2 separate regions of the Mus musculus genome follow, and region 1 is linked to region 2. A link is a loop called in an ENCODE intact Hi-C map of the cell type or tissue named here. Cell type or tissue: heart. All regions are shown on one strand. Links, peaks and the distances in the headings refer to the core of each region. The heading gives the core; the rest is flanking DNA.

Evidence for each region. A loop is a pair of places that touch in the nucleus more often than their neighbours do. Peaks named below come from ENCODE experiments on the same cell type or tissue, not always from the same donor. Only the 100,000 strongest peaks of a DNase experiment are listed, where the experiment ranks them.
Region 1: it touches region 2 in a loop (1.8-fold over the local background); 4 of 42 quality-filtered maps call a loop at or near these places.

The regions. Positions count from the first base shown.
Region 1 is chr16:34,367,688-34,380,237 of GRCm38, forward strand. All of the region lies in intron 3 of Kalrn (kalirin, RhoGEF kinase), which reads right to left. Among named protein-coding and RNA genes, the nearest start is that of Kalrn, 140 kb to the right of the region's middle. In heart, for the core only: CTCF peaks have their summits at 4,979 and 6,018 (motif pointing right); a DNase peak (open chromatin) is centred at 4,744; H3K27ac peaks cover 1,037 bases.
Region 2 is chr16:34,434,656-34,447,205 of GRCm38, forward strand. All of the region lies in intron 1 of Kalrn (kalirin, RhoGEF kinase), which reads right to left. Among named protein-coding and RNA genes, the nearest start is that of Kalrn, 73 kb to the right of the region's middle. In heart, for the core only: no CTCF peak of the experiment used is centred there; a DNase peak (open chromatin) is centred at 6,616; H3K27ac peaks cover 1,886 bases.

The DNA of each region.
Region 1 (12,550 bases), core at 2,879-10,878, 67 kb before region 2:
TCTGTCAAATGAGTTAACTATGAACAGGCTCTGAGTGATCAATACCTGTGTCCCTCTATAGATCGATATGGCTTCACAGGGAAGACTTAGGATTGGGGTTCAGCAAAGTGCACAAGCATGAGGACCTGAGTTCGATCCCCTAGAATCCACATAAAACGTGAAGTGTGGTATGTGTCTGCAATCCTAGTTTGGGGAAGGAGAGAACAGACAACGTCTGAGCTAGCTGGCTGGCCAGCCTAGCTTACCTGGCAACCTTTGAGCCACTGAGAGACCCTGTCTCAAAAAAACAAGGTGGACAACTGAGGAATGTCACCTGAGGTTGGCCTTCAGCCAAACACACACATACACATTGCTGTACATATGAATACATGCATATGCACATGCACACTCACACAATGATAAAGGAAAAAGGAGAACCTAGTTAAGAAGGTGCTCATAAAGAACATACCATTACCTAAATATGCCATACTATCCATTGATTCATTCACCCAACAAGTACTTACTGAGTATTGATTTTTGTAGCTGACCTAAATCTAGGGATCTGGAATATAAATGTGCACAAAGGCAGAAAGAATCGTGAACATTATATTCTAGAAGGAGAGCTAGATGCTACACAGTGCTAAAGAGAGTGGGCAATACGGAAGAACTCGTCAGATACTTGGGGCAAGTCACTTGAAGAGCAGATATTTACATATCTGGGTATCTAAACCCTGAGAAAAGACCAAGAAAAGAACTCAGGCAGAAAGAGCAGGCCACGCCCAAACCCTGGGGGAGAGGTGAGGACCACCTGTGTGTTGCTCTGCCACCAAGCAGGAGACAGGAAAAGTGGAGTTGAGTGAGGAAGCAGGGGACCAGCAGTCATATGGGGCTAGTGTGCTGTATTGTGAAGACAAGACCACAAGCTGGAGAGGCATCAATTATCACCCCAAACACTGCAGCGTGAAACAGCAAAGACGGGACATCATATGCTAATTTTAAAAAATAGCTTTTACTGATTATCTGAGGTTCTGTGTATGGTAAGTACTTTATATACAATATGTAATTTATCCCTCACATGAAACTCTGTACAGAGCAATATCACTCCTACTGTATGGTTACAATGTCATGGATGTTTGGTGTAACCTGTGTGAATGCAAAAGCCCCAAATCAGGACGAGGCCACCCTGACTTCCCCACGGGGCACTGTAAGGCACCTATCAGTTGGTCTTCACTGTGCTCTGGCCTGACTCTTTTTGTCCCAGTCAATATGTCACCTGAAATTCACCCTGTTCCCACGAATGTCTGGCAGATTCTCACTGTAACTAGCTACTGCAATAAATATAACATGAGATAACATGAGTCTATCCTGGAGGTGGCTGGAGGCAGAGATCAGCAGCAAACTCCCCTCCAGCTGACCAGCAGAGCAGGCAAAGCTGCCCTTTGCTTACTAGGACTGCTTTGTTAGCAAGATGGTTAGCAGTGTGTGTGTGTGTGTGTGTGTGTGTGTGTGTGTGTGTGTGTGTGTATGGGGTGTTAGAATACTAGTGTGGAGTCCAGGAAAGACCAGTGTTTGGGCTTGGGTTGGGTTGGGATGGGACATAATTGACCTGTAAATCAGACCTATTCATAAGGTTATCAAATGTTGGTGACAAATTCAAAGGCTAGCCTGGTCACTGAGGGAATAATTCAGAGAGGAAGGACAATTCACACCAAGGACTCTCTGTTTAATGCCACTCCACTGTTACGATGTTATAGCTACAGACAAGAATGCCAGCTGCAGACTAGGTACAGAGGAGCCTGGAGACGTCTTACCCATGGCTCCTGGTTAGACTTCTATGCTTGGAGACATCACCATGAATAAGTAGTGAACAGAGCAGAGAAAGAAAAGAACAGCAGCCTCAAACAAGCCATTTGCTCTCTACTTGCTGCTCCCAAGCTCCGTCCATCCTTCTACGAACTGAATGAACTGAAAGAGAAAGGGAGAAACTGCTCCCCTTGATCCATCCCTGCTGGGATTCTACATCATCCTCAGAAGCATGGAGACCCTGGCTATGGTCTCAGGATCCATTGAATCTGCTCTGCGCTCCTCACTGGGTCTTGCCAGTTCTCTGCTGATTGCCACAAACCAGGCCACACCTGCTTTCCTAAATAACCAGCAGTCAGCAGGTGTGGGAGAAAACTGTTAAGGACACATTAGCACTTGCTTTGAGCTTTTCTAATCTGTATAAACAAGAACACTGGAGCACTGTCAGCAATCATGGCTCAGAGGGCCTCTCCGTGACTGCTCGTCCAAAGGGGAGAGTAGGAGCAGAAGGCTTCCTATGCCTGCCACAGATGTCTCTCCTTCGGGTCACTGTGAGGCCACCATTAGCTAATGTTCTACTGGGGTGTGATTTAGATGTCACTGAGGCCACCTAGGGAGCCATACTAATTAACCCAAATATTTGGTTTTTGCTCTTGTTTTGGTTCATTGGAAGACTGTCTCCTATACCAGTTATTATACTAAAGGTTTAGTGTTTTGTGTGTCTGTGCATAGTCACATGTCCATGTATGTGGGGAACAGGGTGCACCTGCATAAATGTGCTCCTATGTGTGGATGCCAGAGGTCAGCCTCAGTTATCTCTCCTCCAGGGTTACCCATGCACTTTGTTTTTTAGAGATAGTGTCTCTTATTAGCCTGGAGCGTGACCAATAGGCTCGGCTGTCTGGCCAGAGAGCACCAAGAATCAGCTTTTCTCTGCTTCCATTTTTTTTTAATGCAAATGTTGTGGATGGTACCCAGGTCATCATGTTTGTTGAGCCATCTCATCCCCAGCTGGTGTCTTTTCTATGCCATGCAACAAACTATCTTTTGTCTCTGAATCTTGTTCTATGAGGGTCAGAGGATGACGCTGGGTATAGTACAAGATGATGCTTTACCCTAAATGTATAACCTTAAATGTAACATGCAGCCTATGTGCTACAAACAACCAAGGATAGCTATGAATGAAGACTAATACAAGTCTGTAAGCTGTTGTGTTACAATGTTACAAAACTGTACAGCCTGGATGATTCTGATTGAAGGGTGTAGGGTGGGGCTGTCCTGCCCCTCCCCCCTGCCCCCACTGCTTCTAGCACAGGCATTTAAGGTATACTGTGCTTCAGTCCACTTCCAGGACAAGGACGCACGCCCTGTCAGCTGCACTCCCAGGTTTGGCAGGACTAGTGTTCTGGTCAGATACTCAGGGAAACCAGAAGCAGAAGGCAACTAAGGAAGTTTGGTGCTTTCTAACTCTTTAAAACGCATTACCTAATTTCACCCAGATGAGTCTGTTTACAAAAGCCAGGAGCAGGGAGTGGCCACTTCAGTGTTTCTTCCTGAATGAGGAAAAGTGGAATATTAAACAGCAGTGACCCAGGCTTTAGGGTTCCACCCAGCATTTCCAAGCCCCATCATCAAGTGGGAGCTCAAAGGCCCAGTCCTCAGCAGAACTTCTCATCCTTCCACCATCTCTAAAGCTACCTTTAAACAAGCATACATGTGCAAATGAAGTATGGCCAGAAAGGAAAAAGATTATCCATCCTGAAGATGTTCAAAGAGTCCTGGTAAAGGGACTTGCAAAGAGCTCTGGGACCAGTGTGAGAAGGGTGGGCGCAGTGGAGGCATGCAGCCTCCCAGAGGAGAAACCACCCTTCCTCCTGCAAGAGGCCATCCAGCTTGTGGCACCACCCCATGCAGCCTTTGTCATTAGCAAGGTCTTTTCAGCTGGACTCTGAAGGAGCTTCTGTTCACAAAGGAGGAAGGACACTGGCAGCGGCAGCTGGCCCAAGATGTGGTGGAAGAAGGAACTGCCCTCTCCGAGAGAAGACTGCCTTGGACACTCAGGAACACTGCAGCCACTGCCCATCTGCAAGGCTAGGAGGCCGCAAGTTCAGGGGCAGGTGGGATGGGAACAGACATGGTTGCCTAGGGCATGACCTCTCTCCTTTTCTTCCTGTTACTCAGAACATGAAGCAGAAAGGAAATGGACACCAAAGCAGTGGATGGAAAGAAAGAAAAGAACAATCTGGAAACTGATGTCTCTGTCCTCCCCTCTGCCTCCCTCTCCCTCTGCAGCAAACCAGAGCCTTGCACCTACACTTTCTCTTCACCTGCCAGTCTGACCAAGTCTGAAGGATGGAAAAACCTGTTTTAACCTAAAGAAAGCAACATAATTACTAATCACACCTGTGAGTAACAGGCCAAGAGAGAGTTCCCATGTGACTAGTAAGCTGGACACATTTTGGTTTAATATTTCCCCCTGATTCCAGAAATACAACCAGACCATGAGCCTTCCTGAAGGCAAAACCTGGAGCCCCCTAACTCTCCCAAATAGTCTGCAATTGAGCAGAAAGGGCCATATGATCATTTGACAAACCCCTTGGGATTGGTGTATGTAAGCAACTGTCCTGAGAACTCACAGAACGGATAAAGTTCTCCATGGTAGTCAGGGCTGGGCAGTGTGAGGAAGGGCTGGCCCTACTGCAAGTCTACTACACGGAGTTTCTCTTCAGCTGGCCAGTTAGAAAACCTGGATTTCCGGTATCCCAATCTGGAAATCAAGGATGTTCTCTTCCCACAGAGAACCAGGATGGGGTGTGTCACAACACCGGGGTCAGACTTTGGCTCAGGCACCACGCCAAAACCCAGCACACGAATGACGGGTGATGGGAACAGATAAAATTCCAGCTGTGGACAGAACAGTATGAGAGATGTGAGGGAGAAAATGCTCCGGCATGAGGGCCTTGGAGCTCTCCAAGCCAGCCGTGGTCCTCAAGTGACCTAACAGAACTGGGAGTTAGGAGAGAAGGAGGCTCTGGGAGAAGAGAAGAGGCGGGGCCATCAGGACACACACTGGGATTACATCAGTATATTATCCGGAAACATATCTGTCCCTGCTGAGTCACCACACTGACGACAGAGTACTCTGTCTGGGCTCTGGGAGAACGGTCTGTCATCCTTGCTCAGTTTAGGAGCAGCAGCACCTCCTCAGGGAGACAGGCCACTCCTGTGCCTCCAGGCTTCTGCATGCTTCCGCCGGAAAAGGGCTTGACAGGGGACAGGAGATGTCCTGAAGGAGGCTTAGTCTGGTGACTTCAGGCTGGCATGACTCCCTAGTACTGGCTCTGAGGAGTTTAGGAGTGAGGCTCTTTTACCTGGGTGCTCTGCAAACTTAGAGACAAGTAGTAAGAACCCTGCTAACGCTTTCTACTCATAAGGACTCATGTCCTATGGACAATCTGACCTCATGAAAAGACTTGACCTTAGACCTGCTATCTGTGGCAAACTAGGCTTAATGGCCCTTTTCAATTTATGTTCATCCAATACTGGACGGATGAGGGAGAAGTGTGGAACAGATCTTATCTAAGGCAGCTCTGAACATCATGAGACAGTGGGCAAACGGCTCTCAGTAGAGGATAGCAACACACAGAAACGCCCTGGGGAGCGCTGTTTCTCCCATGTTCTTGCCTTCCGAGTGCAAAGAGGAAAAACAGTGTTTAGAAGGAAAGGTTTGAAAAGACAAATGAAGCCTTTCTCTCCAGCTCTGGCTGCTGAGAGTGAATGAAAGCTGTGGGCGCCCTGAGAGGTAGCACGGGACTTCTGCTCTGCTACGAAGGAAGGCAAGCCGGTGGCTGAGCTCTGCTTTTCTCTAGCTGCTCAAAATACGATTTTATAAAAGAAAGGTAGGGATTATTACATATATGCTATGTTCTTTAAGCAGATTTCCCCCCAAATAACATCATTATAAAATGCCTAGTTTCAGCTGGCGATTGTATGTCTAAGCTAGCCATTTCCACATGCAGTATTTTATTTGAATTTACTACATTTATCAGAGGAAACTTGTAGTAAACCTATGTTGTAGTGGACAAACAGTAATTATCTATGGTTACTTAAATTTTAGTATTTAATAAAAGTGTTTAAAGTAGAGCTGGCAAACATGAGACCTGATGCACCAAGGAGAGAACATTACAATTTGGAGCCTCTCGCCTTCCCACCAGCAGAGCTAAGGTAGTCTACCACTTGGTGGCGGCATACCTGAGTTGCCAAAAGTCTTTAAGGAAGGCAGCCTCTGTATAAAACCAGTGTCCAGGAGCATCAGTATCTCGTGGATGCTTGAGAGCATACACTACTCTGAAGGCCAACGAAGGGCAGAGCAAAAAACCTAACCAATGATGATTCTGGGAAGTAATGAATGGGAAATGTGCTGGCAATGTCCCTGAAATGGGGGGAGGGAACAGCACCAAATCTGTTGCCAAGGAAGAAAAGCAACCCCCTTACTGCTGCTCAGCATCTGTATTCAAGGATGCTGCTCCTTGTTTCCATCACACCCACTGAATGAGTCCTGGCTAAATTCAAATCACCCTGATTACCTAGCATGAACGTCAGGAAGGCCTGAATGCACTGGGTCTTATTTCTTCTGACATTGAAGTTTACCTAATCAAGGTTACAGCGGACACACTTCAGCCTCTTAATCAGCCTGCTCGGGAAGAGCTATGGACTCCAGCAGCTTAAATGAGATGTTAAAGACCACACCCGAGCTACCCAGAGTTGAACTCCCAGGATGCCTCACATTCTCCATAGAGGGCAAATGAGGTCTCTAGTTCAGCTGGGCATAGAGAGCTTGGCAGCTTTCGCTGAGCCAAGGCAGGGATTGACAATTCAGCTAGCTGACAAATGAAAACAGAAATGGAGAGAGAGAAGATAAAAAGAAAAACCCAAAGATTCACCAAGGACACAAAAATCTGGCCTTTGCTGTATATCACACCAGCTCTGAACACTACTGTGAGGCCTCTGTTAAGGGGCCATGCTGTAAGTAAGGATGTCCTTTGCCTCGAAGACTCAGAAGCACAAGTCCTGTGATCAACCCCTAGCCTTTACACAGCCAGGATCAGGCCTAGCTGTGTAATGTGTGCTAGGTTTTCTTCACAATGGTGGGGACAATGTTTGGACAGTGTTTCCTGGACAGCGGTGATCAGATGCCCTTAATCTTCATGCCAAAGTAAGGATCAGAAATTGAAGCCAGTCACACTGGGAGTATAATTCAGGAATCTTGAAAGCAATGTGATGATTTGTCTTATTCACTATAAGATTCCCATGACTGCCACAAATCTATACCACCCCTTTCCCCCCCCCAAAAAAAAACCAAACCAACGCAAAACAAAACAACCCACCTAAATCTATAGGCAACTGAGAAAAGGTGGGGCTGAAGAAGTCGCCTTCCCCAGGGAAGAATGCACCAATTGGCTGACCAGTCCCAAATAGCCAGCCTGGGAAACACACACAGGTAGCATTGTGTGGACTGAACAGGTCATACATAGGAATGTGTATGTGTATGTGTGTGATAACAGTTAGAGAAGGCCATGAATTTGAAGTTGAACAGGGAGGGAGGGAGGGAGGGAGGGAGGGAGGACTTTATGGGAGGGTTTGGAGGGAGGGAAGTGGGAAATATTGTAATTATCATCTCAAAAATTAAAAACAGAAAGAAAGCACTGAAGATGCAGATAAAGGCTTATGTGTAACGATGTTTCCAACGGTGTTTTGGATAATTTAGACGTCTACTGTACTAGCTTAGTGTGTTGTCAACTTGACACATGCTAGTTTCACTTGGGAAGAGGAAACTCCATGTGTTCTATAACAGTGACTTGTGGGCATACCCGTGGGGCATTTTCTTGATCAATGACTGATGTGGAAGGGTCTAGCCCACTGTAAGCGGAGCCACTTCTGGGTGTGTGGTCCTGAGTTATACAAGAAAGCTTCGAGCAAGCCAGTGAGCGGGAACCCTGTGCTTGACTCTCTGCCTCCGGGTTTCTGCCTTGACTTCCTGCTCTGATTTTTCTTCCTAATGGGTTGTGATTGGAACTATAAGCTGAAATAAACTCTTTCCTCCCCAAGTTGCTTTTGGTCATGGTGTTTTATCATAGCATTAGAAACCCTAAGACACTTCTGTTGGAGTTAATTTAGTTAGATATGATACATCCCATGATACAACTTTACCGTGTTAAGAAACTGTTTTGTGGTACAAAATGAAGTGAAAATAGAGTAAATGATATGATTCACTATTTTTTTTCAAAGCTCTAAAACACAGGAAGGAAACATAACAATACATTAACTCTTATTATCTGTAGGCGGTAGAGCTATAAGTGCTTTCCAAAAGATTTTTTACTTTTTCATTTTTTTAAATAAAAAATCACTAGATATACCTTTCCAATTTAAAAAGAGGGCCAAACATTAGACATATACACTCATCCCTTCAGCATCTACCACAGGCGTACTCTATCCTGTATCTTTACCACCATGACTTACGTATAGTTCTATCCTTAACTTTGACCAAACAGTTCAAGGGACACCATGATTAGGCAAGATAAAGAACTGCCACTTGCAGCCAGCTGTTTCTGTTTGAGGAGATTGTGTGTGTCACCCAGGTGAACCCTCACACACACTGTGGTTCACAGGAGATGAAGGGTTGGTGAGCACACCCACACTCCTGCAGAAGGCAGCTCTTCTGGGCTAGAAGCCCCCACAGAATCTTCATGTGTGTCCATAACTTTTCTCAAGCCTACTCTGCCTCGGAATTAGCACACGATTTCCTTCTACAAGGTCAGCGGCAGTGTCCTCTCTATGAGGCGCGTGGAAGACACGTGGAGCAGACACAATAACCCCTCCTCTAGGATTCTTTCATGCAGGGCTCAGTCCTTGATTTATCTCCTGAAGGCATTTCCTGGTTCTTGAAATACTCAGGATGGCTCCTGGAAGTAACTCAGGACCAAATGGTTTCTGCCTCTGCTGGCCGGGGTTGTCCTTCTCTGGGGAGCCACAAATGCAGCCTCTGCATTTGAAGTATTCTGCTCTGCTCTCCCCTCCCTCCCCACAACCTGTTTCTTTTTAGGCTTTTCTTAGCCCCTGCCACAGTTGGCCCTACCAGGACTTGGCAGACCTGCCCAGGCCTATGGCAGTGAACTGTCACAGGTGTGAGCCAACCGCAAGCTGTGGATTAACCGACTGCTAATTCCAGAAACATGTGCTGACCTCAGAAGAGGGCAGAAGGCAGAGACACACAGGCAGCTGCATGATCGACCCACCGCAGACCCGATGAAAATGAGCCAGGAGTTCATCCCTAAACTCTCATAGGGCACACCCTACCCACCTGACTTGCATTGGGAGAGAGGTGCCCTCTGCTATGGAGAGTCTTTGTTTAGCTCCTTAAAGATCCTATGGTTTAATTGCTTTTATATTTTCCCTGTATCTCCTGGTACAATCTGGTATTTTCCATAGTTGAGCATAAACAAGCTGAGTTTGTTTGTCTGCAACTAGAACAGGAGGAAGAAACTCTAAGACACCTACACCCTGCAAAACGCCGCCTCCCCCCCCCCCCCCCCCCCACTGTCCCGAACTTCCAGAACTATAAGCCAGCTCTGGCTAGGCCTAGGCATTTCCTGCCTCAGGCCCCTCTCTCCCCAACATCCACAGAGACTCTTCGGGAAAGCAGGTTGGAAGGGCAGTACCCAGAGCCCACCATCAGCACACGTCCTGAGCTCCTTACTCCAACCACCCTTTTCCAGTTCAGTCTCAGCCATCTTTGGGGCTATCTCTGTCCATGCATCTCAGTCCCCTGTACTCTGCCACCACCATGCCCCTTACCCTGGCTTCCTTATCATTTCAATGCATAAGACATAGGCTTTGCTACTTTGGAAATCAATATGTCAGTTTCTTAGAAAATTGGGGATGGATCTAACTCAAGACCCATCCATACAATTCCTGAACATATACCCAAAAGATGCCCCACTATACCACAAGGACACTTGCTCAACTATGTGCATAGCAGCTCTATCTATAACAGCCAGAGGTGAGAACAACCTAGATGTCCCTCAACTGAAGAATAGATTTTTTTTTCAAAGTGGTACATTAACACAATGGACTATTACTCAGTTAAAAAAATAGCATCATAAAATTTGTAGGCAAATGGATGGAACTAGAACAAAATCATCCTGAGTGAGGCAACCAAGACCTAGAAAGACTTATTATATGCACTCTCTCTTAGCTGTGAGGTGAAGGATAATTGTGCTACAGTCCACAGACTCAGAGAGGCTGAGTAGCAAGGGGGATTAAGGGGAACAAAAGGATCTCCCTGGGAAGGGGAAACAGACCAGATCTCCTGGGTGGACTAGGGGTAGGTAGGATGGGAACAGGAAGGATCAGGTGTAGCAGGGCTAGAAAGAGAATACTATGAGAGACAACTGGAATTTGGGGGCGTTTGAGGGTGAGGTGGAAACCCAGTGTAGTGGAAACTCCATGGAATCTATGAGGCTGACCCTAGTGAAGACTCCTAGTAATAGGGGACACAGAGCCTGAACCAGCCATCCCCTGTAACCAGGTAAACCCTCAAGTAGAGGGATTGGGATACCAACACAGCCACAAAGCACATTTCGTCATGCCTACAGAATGTGCCAGAACTGAAGCCTAGTATAATTATCATCAGAGAGGTTGTATAGCCTGGTGTTCTCATAGGATTCCCAACAGTGGGAGCAGGGGTGGGTGTCTCTGACTCTTGCCTGCCTTTGGGACCCTTTTCCTCATCCAGCCTTGATGGGAAATATGTGCTTGTCTTATTGTTTGTTATGCCATATTTGGTCGATGTCCCCAGAAAGCTTTTTTTTTCTGAGAAGAGGTGAAGAGGGGGTGAATCAGGGGGAAAGCAGAGATGGAGGGGAGAAATTGAGGGGAGGGGAAGGAAATGAAACTGCAGTCAGGATGTAGTATATGAGAGAATAATAAACAAAAAAGGGGGCAAAAACATAGGCTTTGGTGCTGGAGACCATCTAGCTTCAAATTTATACTGGCTCTGACTCCACAGGCAAGTCATTTACCCTTCCCTGGCCTCAGTTTGCTCTTAAGTGAAATGGGAATAACATTACCTCCAAGAGCTATGGGAATTAAATCAGTGTTTGTAAAGTCCTAGCAGTGCCTGGAGCAGACCTGGTAAGTATCCAGTAAATGCCAGCCATTATTATTATCCTTCATCTATATTGATACAGCTGTGCATGCCCCAGCCTCCTCCATTCCATCTTCCACTCAGCTGCCAAAGCCAATCTAAAAACTAAACTTTAATTGTCCTTCTTAAGAGTGATTATCAACAAAACTTATTTTTAAAAATATATTATTACATCCTAACTGTAGGTTTCCCTCCCTCCTCTTCTCCCAGGCACCCCACCACACATGCCTCACAGCTTCCCTCTTCCCCCAACCCTCTCCTCCTCCCAGGGATATCAACCAGACATGACATATCAGGTTGCAGTAAGACTAGGCACCTCTACTCTTAATATTAAGTCAGCAAAATGTCTTAACTGGACCTATGGAATTCCTGTCTGTTACCCCCCAAAGTCCTGATGTTTCTATCCTCCCGGGCTTTTGACCTCTGCCTCACTCTCCCCTCGCCCTGAGTCATTTGCTCTGTCTGGGCTGCCCATCACCCCAATATTTGAAGCCAGAGTCTCCTAGAGTTCCAGCCTGTGCTTGGAGTACAGCCTTGTAAAACCCCACCATGATCCCAAGGCAACAACACTGCAGGTGCCCATGCTGCCCCCAAGCCCCCCACCCGCACTGGGCCCAGCTCTGCATCCAGCACCTACAGGTGCTGCTGCTCATGCTGATGTGTCTGCCGGACTCTGCCAGGCCACAGAAGGAGGATCTAGGCCACCCTCTGCACCATGGCAGTACTTGGCAGGCCTTCCTTCCTAGCAATCAATGAATTGAAAAGAATTTCACTTATTCTTTGATATCGATATCAATTATAGCACCTCTTCAAAGTACTGACAAAAGTAATCATGATTGATTTCCCTTGTTTGAGTTAACTATGAGGAACTTCTCAAGAGACACTTTAGTACCCCATTAATCTTCTATTAATAATTTTGTTATGAGCCCCCAGAGTCAAAAGTTTTCATTTTCACTGAACGTTAGAGTGGAAGATTCGTTGGTAGTGTGGTGGTGTGGCCTCCTACTCTAGGTCAGGAGAGGCACGCATGGAAACCTAGCTATGATGGAGTCACTGCCACCTTGCTGAGTCCCAGACCAAGCAAAACAAGACAGTCTATGAGAGAAACATAAAGACGAAGCTCCAGGCAGTGGCTGCTTCTGGGGCAGGCTGAAAGGGGAGACAGCTGCAGGAAGCAGGATTGGAGGTCACACTCAGCCTCTAAAGTTGGGGGCTAGTATGAACTGCTTATCTTACTACCATGCTTTGAAACTCTCATGTTCTTTATATCTCTTACTTTTAGATAGCATATATTGCTGTATGCTTGTAAGTATAACTGTCTGATTATTACTACTAATACCTCCTTTGGGGGAGAGAGCAATGGTTATTGAGTGACTAAAAGATTCCTTCCCGACACCTTTATAAATTAAATATTAGAAAACTAGAGTAAGATGTGGAAATAGCATGCCTCTGTCTCACCCTACGCTGAATATCTTCTGTCAGCTCCCCTAACAGCCCACCCCACACTATTCAGGGTCTTAGAAGGCTGCATATCAAGGACATCAGTGGGCTTCCTTACCACCT
Region 2 (12,550 bases), core at 2,585-10,584:
TAAAGAACTCAAGAAGGTGGACTTCAGAAAATCAAATAACTCCATTAAAAAATGGGGCTCAGAACTGAACAAAGAATTCTCACCTGAGGAATACCGAATGGCAGAGAAGCACCTGAAAAAATGTTCAACATCCTTAATCATCAGGGAAATGCAAATCAAAACAACCCTGAGATTCCACCTCACACCAGTCAGAATGGCTAAGATAAAAAATTCAGGTGACAGCAGATGCTGGCGAGGATGTGGAGAAAGAGGAACACTCCTCCATTGTTGGTGGGATTGCAGGCTTGTACAACCACTCTGGAAATCAGTCTGGCGGTTCCTCAGAAAATTGGGACATAGTACTACCGGAAGATCCAGCAATACCTCTTCTGGGCATATATCCAGAAGATGCCCCAACCGGTAAGAAGGACACATGCTCCACTATGTTCATAGCAGCCTTATTTATAATAGCCAGAAGCTGGAAAGAACCCAGATGCCCCTCAACAGAGGAATGGATACAGAAAATGTGGTACATCTACACAATGGAGTACTACTCAGCTATTAAAAAGAATGAATTTATGAAATTCCTAGCCAAATGGATGGACCTGGAGGGCATCATCCTGAGTGAGGTAACACATTCACAAAGGAACTCACACAATATGTACTCACTGATAAGTGGATATTAGCCCAAAACCTAGGATACCTAAGATATAAGATACAATTTGCTAAACACATGAAACTCAAGAAGAATGAAGACTGAAGTGTGGACACTATGCCCCTCCTTAGAATTGGGAACAAAACACCCATGGAAGGAGTTACAGAGACAAAGTTTGGAGCTGAGACGAAAGGATGGACCATCTAGAGACTGCCATATCCAGGGATCCACCCCATAATCAGCTTCCAAACGCTGACACCATTGCATACACTAGCAAGATTTTGTTGAAAGGACCCAGATGTAGCTGTCTCTTGTGAGACTATGCCGGGGCATAGCAAACACAGAAGTGGATGCTCACAGTCAGTTATTGGATGGATCACAGGGCTCCCAATGGAGGAGCTAGAGAAAGTACCCAAGGAGCTAAAGGGATCTGCAACCCTATAGGTGGAACAACATTATGAACTAACCAGTACCCTGGAGCTCTTGACTCTAGCTGCATATGTATCAAAAGATGGCCTAGTCGGCCATCACTGGAAAGAGAGGCCCATTGGACGTGCAAACTGTATATGCCCCAGTACAGGGGAACGCCAGGGCCAAAAAAATAGGAATGGGTGGGTAGGGAAGTGGGGGGGGGGTATGGGGGACTTTTGGGATAGCATTGGAAATGTGATTGAGGAAAATATGTAATAAAAAATATTAAAAAAAAAAAATAAGTGGGTCTTCCTTCAGTCTTTACATGAGACTCCTGTCCTAGATGACCCTGTCACTGAAGATTAATGAGAGACCATGAGGTAGAGAAGCCAGTACACTGCCTCTGGATTCTTGACCCCTAAAACTATGAGTCAAAAAAGATGTATTGTTTTGGAATTCTTTGTTTTAAAACAACAGATAGCTACTATAGTTTCCCGAAAACTCTTCCTCATAACCCAAATATTTGCTACCCTGTTGTTTCAAGGTCCCATCAACAAATATATTCCAGTATCCATATGGATATTGAATTCTCTTGTGATATTTTGCCTTCATAAACTTTCATTAGATTATTATTGCTTAGGGCAGGACAGAGTCACTACAAAGCCAGAAAGAAGACACCCAACCTTAGGATAAAGCGACATCTAAAACACCCACACTCACTCACTCTGGGCTTCTTTTTTCTCCTTCTCCCTTTGTTCCCTGATGTATCTAGCACTCATGCCCACTGTAGGCAATGCTTAAATAGCAAATTTGTAAATATCATCGGCCCAGTGGCCTCCCTTTCTAACTTAGGTTCTTTCCAAAATGTTCATTCCTCTCCTCTCTACCTTGTCATCCCTGCTTAGTTCCATTTTAGGACCAAAAAAAAAAAAAAAAATCCTAATCATGACTGATAACCTACAAGAGTGGTGCCAGTGATTTACACCTACATCAGGACACAGGGAGCCTGTGCATTTGGAAGTAAATTAGAGCTAATAAAGGACCAAAGCCAGCAGCTCTAAAGTCCTTAAAAGCACACTGAAATCAACATCAGAGCCTCTGCTAATGTCTCCCCCTACACCTCCTCACCTTCTGATTTAATCTAACCTGCTCTGATCATGAGCAGTTTTCCAGACAAGAATAAAACAGGCTCTTCTTCACTGAGATTCTTGCTATGCTTATTATTAAAATAACTTGCCCTCCTTTCTTCTCCTTCCCCTTCTCCTTCCCCTTCTCCTTCCCCTTCTCCTTCCCCTTCCCCTTCCCCTTCCCCTTCCCCTTCCCCTTCCCCTTCCCCTTCCCCTTCCCCTTCCCCTTCTCCTTCTTCTTCACAAATATATGATATGTGGTGAGTCAGATTTTCTTTTGGTTAACCTGGGCATGATTAACCACCATAGAAAGTCTAGATATTTAGACAAACACAGTATGGACACCTGATGTAGCAGTCTATCTTTAGACAAACCACCCTATAACCTGTGGTCATAGATATGCACAGAATGAGAGCTGTGTTGTTGTTTACAGCCAGTGGGGAAAGAGAGACCTAACAGACGGGACAACAGAGTGAGGTGAGCCACAGGAAAGAAGAGTTGGGGTGGAGAAGTGTAGACATGCTATTGTGAGGCACAGAGCTGGAGGTTCTGTATACTATTCTATGGAATCTGCACCTATCACAGGAGGCCATCTTTCATTTTACAGAGAAGGGGACTAGTTAAATGGAATGATCTAGGTCAGCCAGAGGTCACATAACTGCTAAGCACATGAGGCAAAAATTCCAACTTGAGCCTCTATGCAAAGCCAGAAAGACCTTCTTGTCATTCCCTGTAAACCTACTCTTTTTTTCCTAGGTTTTGGGAAAAGGGGGCACAGATTCTTTAGTTTCTTTGGGAATTGGGGACAGTGATACAAAAGCACATGGGTAAACTGGCAGACACTACTGAGACAAACACTGTGGAAAACTCAGTAGCCTTCAAGGTAGAATCTAGAGGCCTGGAGACACTGGTTTGAGAACTACAGTAGAAAGAGAAAAAACCAGGGCTCTCCTTCCAAACAAAAGGGAAGAAATAGAAGAGCCCTGCGGAGCTTGCTGCAGCTATGAAGCTAAGCAGTGATAGATGCAACCTCCCCACACTAGAGTGCAGCCTCGTCCTGGTCAGTGTGTGCAGTGACTGCTGTGACAGAGGATCTGACAAAGGAAGCCATGGCCTAAGGAAGGATACACAGAGATGCATTTGGGAATGTTTTCTCTAAAGAATTCTCCTTTGACCACTTGCTCAGTGTTGTTTTAACATCACCTTTAAATAAAAGAGGATGTTGTGGATGCCACAACAGGGTTGGATGGCAGGTTGATCCCATCTCAGGCAGGCACTTAGATGCCACTGTGTGGTCCTGTAAGGCTACGTTGACTCTGGTTCTACTCTCTGAAAGACACTCGCAGGTGGGGCTGATGCAAGTGGGTTACTTATCCTACTTTAGGAAACATGAGCTTAGACTAGCCAGTCAGATAGTTCTGGTAAAGTCCAACTATTTATTATTAACACATGGATCCAACTGGACCTGCTCTTATGATACAAGGCTAGAAAAACTGTAAATAGAAGAAATATCAGACTATTGTCTCCCAAAATACAACTTTCTCTAGCATATATCAAATTCACTCTAATAATCACTTCATAATTGGCTCCTTGGGTCCCTTCCTGGAGCTTTAGGACTCCTAGGGATCCCTAACTCTCTCCCAGTGTTCCCAGCTAACTGTTATCCATATCATTGTCTAGATTGTGTGTGTCTGTGTTCAATGTTCAACCTGGATGTTCATTGTATGGAAAATGCCAAGGAGTCAACAGAGAGCCTTATCCAACTACACAGCTGTCAAGAAAATGCCTTGCCCTTGTTTTGTAGCTATGAAATATGGCTGGCCTTCCCCTGAGCAGGACACATAAAGAAGTCTCATTCTCCTAAACTGAGTAGCCATTAGTCTCCAAGGTCCCATGGAGAGGAGAAAGAACAAAGAAAAGCCCATTAAAGTCCATGCCCTCAGTAGTGGAATCCAGCCAGGCTTTTCTGTCTATCTCTAACATGGATGGACCCCTCCTCCTATGCTCAGGGAAGTCAGGTGGTCTTTACTAAGTGCTCTGAACCCTTGGGACCAAATGGATCGCCCCTCCCCAGGAGTCTGACAGAAAATCAATCTGCTGCCTGCTTTGTTTTATAGACGCTGCAGATGCCCATCAGGTAGAAGGTTACATCAGGTGATCTCCAAGGTCTCTTCTGTGGATCACACTCTAATTCCTCTTGAACCAGAATTCATGGGTACCCTTTTGGCACAAGGCAAGGAAATAACTGAGAAAGTAAAGAGCATTTACCAAATTCCCTTGAAAATAGAGGACAGCCAGGAGATGAACAACCCAGAGATCACAGAACTGGACTACATTCTACATCTGAAAAAAAAAAAAAGAGGCCAGATTGGACTGGCCAGACTGGAGAAGTGACTTGCACACAAGGTGATTGAGCTGTGGGTTTAGACTGGGCAGTCACCATGACACTTGGTCTCCATGCCCGTCTTACTGCATAGCTTGGGTCAGTTATCTTCAGCTTGATCAGTATGCCCTGACTTTTAGCACCAGGGACTGCTTTACCTCTGAGAGGATAATTTGGCCCCATTAAAGAGTCAGAATTCCTAAACATCCAGCAGACAGGTGATAAAGACAAGGGCCACAGTCACAGATGGATGGTTACAGAGAGAAGACAGCCCAGAAGTTTCTAAGCCATTGTAAGTGTATCACAGTGGGGATCTGAGCATGAAAACGAGGCCGGCCAATGAGTACCACTGCAGGCCTTGTCTAGCATGTGTTCCTTGATGTGCCCCCTCATTCTATTGTCTTGCCTCAGGGACTGTGAGGAAACCCACACCAAGTTATCGCTCCAGGATGTAGAGACAGCCCAAAGGGATTACTTTTCATAACAAGATGGGTCTCAAAGATTAAAATGAACCATCCAGGACCAGAAAGGTTGGCTAGGAGACTTTCACTCGTCTTCACATGAGCTAGGAAGGTAGAAGTGAGTGGGAAGGAAGGAAGAAGGAAGGAAGGAAGGAAGGAAGGAAGGAAGGAAGGGAAGAAGGAAGGGAGGGAAGGAAAGGGAGAAGGAAGGAAGGGAAGGAGGGAGGGAAGGAGGAAAGCAGGCAGACAGGCAAGATCTAAAAACTAGTACAAGGCAGCCATGAAAGAGGAAATGATGAAGAAATCTGGGATTTTTTAGGTCTTGAGAAAGATGCAACATTCCAAGAAGAAACTAAGTTTAATTTTAGACATGTTATCAAGGTATTCACCTAGGACCATACAGCAGACATTTAGTGAAGAGACAGGAAGAGGGTGGCTACATGTGGCACTCCGTGCATCTTACATTCCTAGTTCTCTGGAGCACAGGGTAGAGAACTTGGTAGGTTATCACCCCAGGCGCCTCACTGCAGAGTACAGGGCAACGCCAAGTGAGAACCCACACAGCACTGGCTGCACACGACGGCTGGCTCCGCCCCCCCCCCTGCAGGGCCCACCAATCATCTCACTTCTTCTGTTAGTTCTTATGACATTAGAAGTCAAGCTGGCATAGTGCCATGGGCCACTGGTCCTGCCAGCTGTCCCTTCTTGAGAGAATCACACCAAATCCTCCCACAGCCTCACTGGGCAGAAGCCGCCTCTTGCTGGTTTAAATTCAGCTACTGTTTTCTCAGTTCTGGGTGATAGTGACTAACAGATAGCACCCAGACCCTCTCCAAGCATCTCCCTGTGCCAAGGACTGTGAGTGCTGAAACAAAGGAAGGTAAAACCATAGGGACAGAAGCCGAGCCACCTCCAGGCTGTAGCACCTTGGGGATGAGACAGACTCTAGCCACGTTTCCATCATGAGCAAAGGGCCAACTCTGGCTCCCATCATGGAGCCTGGGTGTCAAATCCCATCATGCACTTTTCCAGACTACCTTCTGCATTTGGGAGTAAGAGGGTCTACACCTTTCTTTCAAGGTACCTGGAGAGAATGAGGCAGACAAGGCGAAAGCTAGATCGACATGTTCAAACCTCCTGAGCTGCCATCACTTGGGTACACCTTTAAACAAGGACTACTTCTTTCCCTATATTCCCCAGAGGGTCCTGTGAGTTTCAACATAATCAGGCACCATAGGACCTGGTATGGCTCATAGCTCTTCTCCGTGGGACTGCAAACAAAAGCAGAAAGCCTGACCTAAAGAACAGAGCTCAGCAGAGCCTTCCATTCCTGCCCACAACAGTCCCAGGGAACTCCAGCTGTGCGGTGTCCACATCCCTAGGCCTGCCTCCCTGGATAGAACGGCAGTGGATGCTGATTGCAGCAACTTTGTCACATGCCTGAACCACACCCCTCCACACACTCACAACTCACTACAAGACCTTCTCTAGCCAGGGTCTGCTGCAGATCAGACAGCAGAGGGGAGCTGGCAGAGGCTCTGCTCCAGGCCAAACGCATGGGGCCTGGGGAGAATCCTTTTGCTTATGCTCATGTCCAGGGAGACAGCTGCAACTCTGGACTTCTGGGCAAGTTGCCCAGCAGCCTGACGTCCTGGAGATGGAGGAGGGGCCCAGCTGGCTCCAAGAAAAGAACCTGGCCTGAGGGTTTCTGGTGTGTGTAGTGGAGATCCCAGACCTGAGGGGAGAATGATCGTGAGTGACTGCCAAGCAAGGAAGCCTTGTATTAAAGTAAAAAGGCTGTGCTCTTTAACATCTCACATCACTGCTACAGAAAGCCTGTGGGAATGTCAGGGACTCCTGGTGATGATAAATGGCGGAGCACTCTGCACTTCACCACAACAATAAAAAGCACTTATATTTTCTTATTTCATAATTTCTTCCAAATTCCCTGATGGGAGTTTCTGAGGATTTGCCCTAGTCTCTACAGTTGGCCATGACAGATGGAATCCAAGGCAAAAATACTAACAAAGTAAATCAAATATCATGTAGCAGTTGACCTGCTCCCTCCTTCACCCCTTAAAACATCCCACATCCACCAAGATGTATGTTCCACCCACAAAGCTTAAGAAAGTCAGTCTCTATTTACAGTCACATCTGCCCGTGTCCAGGACACACAGGTCCCTCCTCCAGATCCACTTGGCTGCTGAGGCTCTGTTCTTTCAACACTTCTCTTTTAAATTTACTTCCTCTTTACCAAACTGACTTTAAGTGTCATGAAGGCAATCCATGTTCACCATAGATCCTTTGCAAAATAGACACAAGAAATAATATGACCTCATGTCCTAACCCTATCCTACCCCCTTTGTCTTAGTCAAGGTTTCTATTCCTGCACAAGGTTTCTATTCCTGCTTCGTGACCAAGAAGCAAGTTGGGGAGGAAAAGTTTTATTCAGCTTACACTTCCACGTTGCTGTTCATCACCAAAGGAAGTCAGGACTGGAACTCAAGCAGGTCAGGAAGCAGGAGCTGATGCAGAGGCCATGGAGGGATGTTACTTACTGGCTTGCTTCCCCTGGCTTGCTCGGCTTGCTCTCTTATAGAACCCAAGACTATGATCCCCGGGATGGCACCACCCACAATGGGCCCTTCCCCCTTCATCACTAACTGAGAAAATGCCTTACAGCTGGATCTCATGGAGGTATTTCCTCAAGGGAAGCTCCTTTCTCTGTGATAACTCCAGCTTGTGTCAAGTTGACATACAAAAACAGCCAGTACACCCTTGGATACTGGTTATAATTTTCCTCCATATATTTCTGATTTCTATTCTCCTTGTACACTTTCCCAATGTTTTTTCACCAAGTCTGGGTCAGACAGTCTGATTTCTCATCTCCGTCACTAATTATGCACTATGTCCACATCCCTAGGCCCGCCTCCTTGGATAGAATGGCAGTGGACGCTGATTGCAGCAACTTTGCTCACATCTATTGCATTTTTTTCCCCATCTATTGCATTTCCCCCCCCCCCATGGACTCTCTCACTGAGATCAATAATCAGGTCAGTGAATAGGATTCAACTTATAAAAAATTCACTCGACACACAGCTTTTTAAAACACAGCTATTACATCCCAGGAGGCGGCTCATCTGAAGAATTCAATGAGCTAGCACATCACTTCCTGTAGAGTGCTCCAGCGCACAGGAAACAGAGAGTCACGTCATAAACAGGGCTAAGAACAATCAATCACAAGCTACCATTTTCAGTGAGCCTACTATGCTCCAGGAACTCAGCTAAACTGAACAAAAGTATCTTATCTCAGCAAGCTTGCAGTACTGACTAGTTTTGTGCGTCAGCTTGGCACAAGCTACTGTTATCTCAGAGAAAGGAGCCTTGGTTGAGGAAATGCCTCCATGTTTAGGGTATTCTTCTCAATTAGTGACCAATGGGGGAGGGCCCAGCCCATTGTGGGTGGTGCCATCCCTGGGATGGTAGGACTGGGTTCTAGGAGGCAGAGGAAGCAAGCCAGTAAGCAGCACCCCTCCATAGCCTCTACATCAGCTCCGGGCTCCAGGTCCCCCTTCCCTGTTTGAGTTCCTGTTCTGACTTTCCCCCAATGATAGCTTGTGATCTGAAGTGTAAGCCAAATAAACCCTTTCCCTCCCAACTTGCTTTTTGGTCGTGCTGTTTCATTGCAGCAGTAAAACCCTAAGACACTTGCTAAATGAAATTCTGATCACCAGCAATACATATAGAAATCTAGGCTCAGACAAGTTAAAAGATGCCCAAGACCTAAGAAGTTGAAGACCCTGCTCTTCGCATCCAGACCCTACATCTTTGTCCTAAGCAGTGACAGGATTTCCTGTATTGTTTCTGGCTGTCTCATGTATCCCTTGAACAGAATTTCTTGTCATCTAGAGCAGACCACCTAGCTGGCTTTCCTAACCCTCCTCTAGTTCATACCAAGAAGCTCAGATAAGTGAAGGGAACCCATTCTAATCTTCCCTGCGTGCAGCAATCATGACGAATAGGATGAGCACTCTTATGAAGATATATGTCCTACTTGGTCAGCCTACCATTGTATGGTGAAAGGAAACAGCTGGTGTGCTTGTCTCAGGAAAACTGCACGAAGAATCTTGAATTCATGGTACCCTTAGAGTTGATTCTAATAACCACCAATGTTTTAATGACTCCCCCAACTAAGCACAAAAATAGAAATATCCATTTTATGGATGAGACAACTAAAATTTTAAAAGTGAAATAAAACCATCAAATGTGGTCAGTCTTAACTAATGAGGAACTGGCCAAATGTATGTCCACCCAGTCTCCAAACCTGTGCCTTTCCATCTCACCAGGCTGCCTTTCTCATAGTCTTCAAAATCCCACGAGGAATAGCATGAGATTTGAGAGCTTTCAGAACACTCATCAAGAAAGCAAGCTAATTTTATTCAGGGGCACTGATGGAAGTGCTTGCAGCTGTTGAACTGTCTGCCCAGGAGTCCAAATCCTGAGTGAATGAATATATCCACAGGCAGGGACTTCTCAGAGACCAGGAAGTGTGAGTCTGGAAAGGAAGTGAGCTTGAGTGAAGCAAGCCCTTCCAGGGTGGGGCTGGCTTACGAAAATGGCCACCTGGAGTCCTGTCCATACACAACCTAACCACATGGCTTCACCTCCTCGCATCAGAGGTGGGGATCCATTTTCCTGCCTTCTGATCTGAGCTGGCTCACAGCATGCTTTGACCAGCCGAATAGAACAGAAGAAATCCTGTGTGGCCCCAAACCAGCTAGGAAGTCTGCCTAGTGTCAAGAGGTCTGGAAGCTTCTATTCTCACTCTCTCAAAACTCTTCTTCAGGCTTGTAAAAGAACCCACATATGCTGCAGAGTAGCCTCAAAGACAAACAGAAAGACATCCTATAGCAGCCAACACTAACTGCTCGACACATGAGTAAACCTATATTTAATCATCCAGTCAAGTTGCCTAATGATTGTAGCTACATGAGATCCCAGGTGAGATCAGCAAAACGACTTCCTAGCAGACCCCAGTAAAAGTTCAACAGCTGTCTTAAGCCACTGAGTTTAGAGTACTTTGTTACACAGCAATAGGCAACTAATACATCCTTTCCTACTTCCTCTCACCTATGCCTCTCGGCAAAGCTAATCCACCTGTACAGCTAAGAAGTCTCCACTTCAGTTACTCCTGGGAATCACGGATCTTAGAAACTTCTTACTGAAAACCACCTTTATTCTATGGCTTAGTCAGGGTTTCTATTCCTGCCCAAACATCATGACCAAGAAGCGAGTTGGGGAGGAAAGGGTTTATTCAGCTTACACTTCCACATTGCTGTTGATCACCAAAGGAAGTCAGGACTGCAACTCAAGCAGGTCAGGAAGCAGGAGCTGATGTTACTTAATGGCTTGCTTCCCCTGGCTTGTTTATCCTGCTCTCTTATAGAACCAAGACTACCAGCCCAGGGATGGTCCCACCCACAAGGGGCCCTTCCCCCTTGTTCACTAGTTGAGAAAATGTCTTACAGCTGGATCTCATGGAGGCATTTTCTCACCTGAAGCTCCTTTTTCTATGATAACTCCAGCTTGTGTCAAGTTGACACACAAAACCAGCCAGTACATTCTATATAAATATAATTGTAATATACACAGATGAATATTACATAGTATATTTGTTATATAATTATATTTATATAAACATATTACATAAAATAGAGATATATATTCATGTAGTATGCTGATGAGCATAGGATATTCACCGATGTATACAGTGAGGGCTCTATCCACAATAAATATTATAAGTATTCACTCACTGTTATAAATACCAATAAACCAAACCCCTCAAAGAGAGAAACAGCAAGATTTGAAGTGTGAGTCTCGTACCACAGAACATGTGGCTGGTGGGTGGAAGTGGTTCGAGGTCCATTTTTCCAGATTTCTCTAAAAAGGATTACTCCAACAGATAAATCCATTATTTCTGAGAACAGGAGCGGTATAATGAATGTGAGACTGTAGGAGATTGTGAAGTATACCTCAGGCAAGACAGCTGGCATCGCTCATGCCCTGAGACTCTACAGGCTCCAGGATCCCCACCACCGGAGCCAAACAGGAAACAGTTTTGACTGCATAAAGCAAAACCAAGCCCAAGTGTTTCACAAGGGCTCATAAAAATGGGAGCGATTTAGAGGCCGCCTTTATTGATCTCCTCAGTGAGCTCTCAAGAGGAAAATGTCTTCTCTCGTATATCAAGCTGTTGGTCGTAGTCAAGAGCTCCCAGTTCCTTTGAAAATGATTCCAAACCCATTAAACTGATGCAGAGCCCCTAGCAGACCTGATGAAAACATCAGATCTAGGGTTCCTCTCCCAGCACTACTGAGTATTCACCAACCACGTGACTCTGGCCAAGCCATGCGTGGAGATGATACAGTCATGACAGAAACTAGGTTGATATAACAAGTGTCCAATTGTATTTCTGATATTTGCTGGGTAGAAGCTACATGCAGAGCCCATTAAAGCCATTCAACACCCTCTGTGACACCAAGGAAAGAGAGCTCCCTTCGTGGTGATAGATGCCTATAATCCCAGAACGTGGGAGGTAGAGACAGGAGGATTCAAGATCATTCTCACGACAGAACAAGTTCAAGATAAGTTTGGCCTGCATGAGACTCTGTCTCAAAACCTGGTAAGAGCAGGGGGAAGTTTGCTTCAAGGTAAATAGTAAGGAATTCAAATGACTTTTCAGGGTTCAATGCCTCTGTGCCCATGGAATATATGCAGTCACGGATTCATTCAACCTCAGACTGGAGATATTTTGGAAGGGTGTCTTGCATATATACCGAATATGTAAAGTCTTTCTTTCACTAAAAGTTTCCTAAACTATACAATGTAACAGCTATCTACATAGCATTTATATTGTATTAGGTAAGCAGTCTAGTGATAATTTAAAATATGTAGAAAGATGAGTGGTGGTTATATGAAAATATTGTATTGTTTTATATAAGGGACCAGAACATCAGGGATTTTGGATCCTTGGAACCAATCCCCTCAGGCCTCAAAGGCAACTATATGTGCATGCACCAATCAGGTAGCTAAGGCAGACTGCCAAAGTATTTCCTGGGAAACAAACTCTGACCTGCTCTTGGCTCAGTTTTAACCAAGGCAACCCTTCTCTCTGCCCTGCATTTCCTATCCAATAGTGTCATTTGCCTCTGAGATAACAATCCCACATTAAAACTGTTTTCCCTCCTCTAGTTTCTTTGGTCCAAATTTCTTTCTACTCCTGTAAAGCATGGAGCCCATATCCAGGCAAGTGAATCCCAAGGAGAACTATTCTACCCCCTACTTCCTACTCACTACTGACAATAATCTCCTAACACACACACACACACACACACACACACACACACACATCACATGCCATACAGAAAGAGAAAGCCAAACAGAACTAACTCTCCATCAGAAACCAATCAACCCCACAGATGGAGACAGCATTTCACTGAACTTGCGGTGCTAGGGAAACACAGAGATCCTCCTT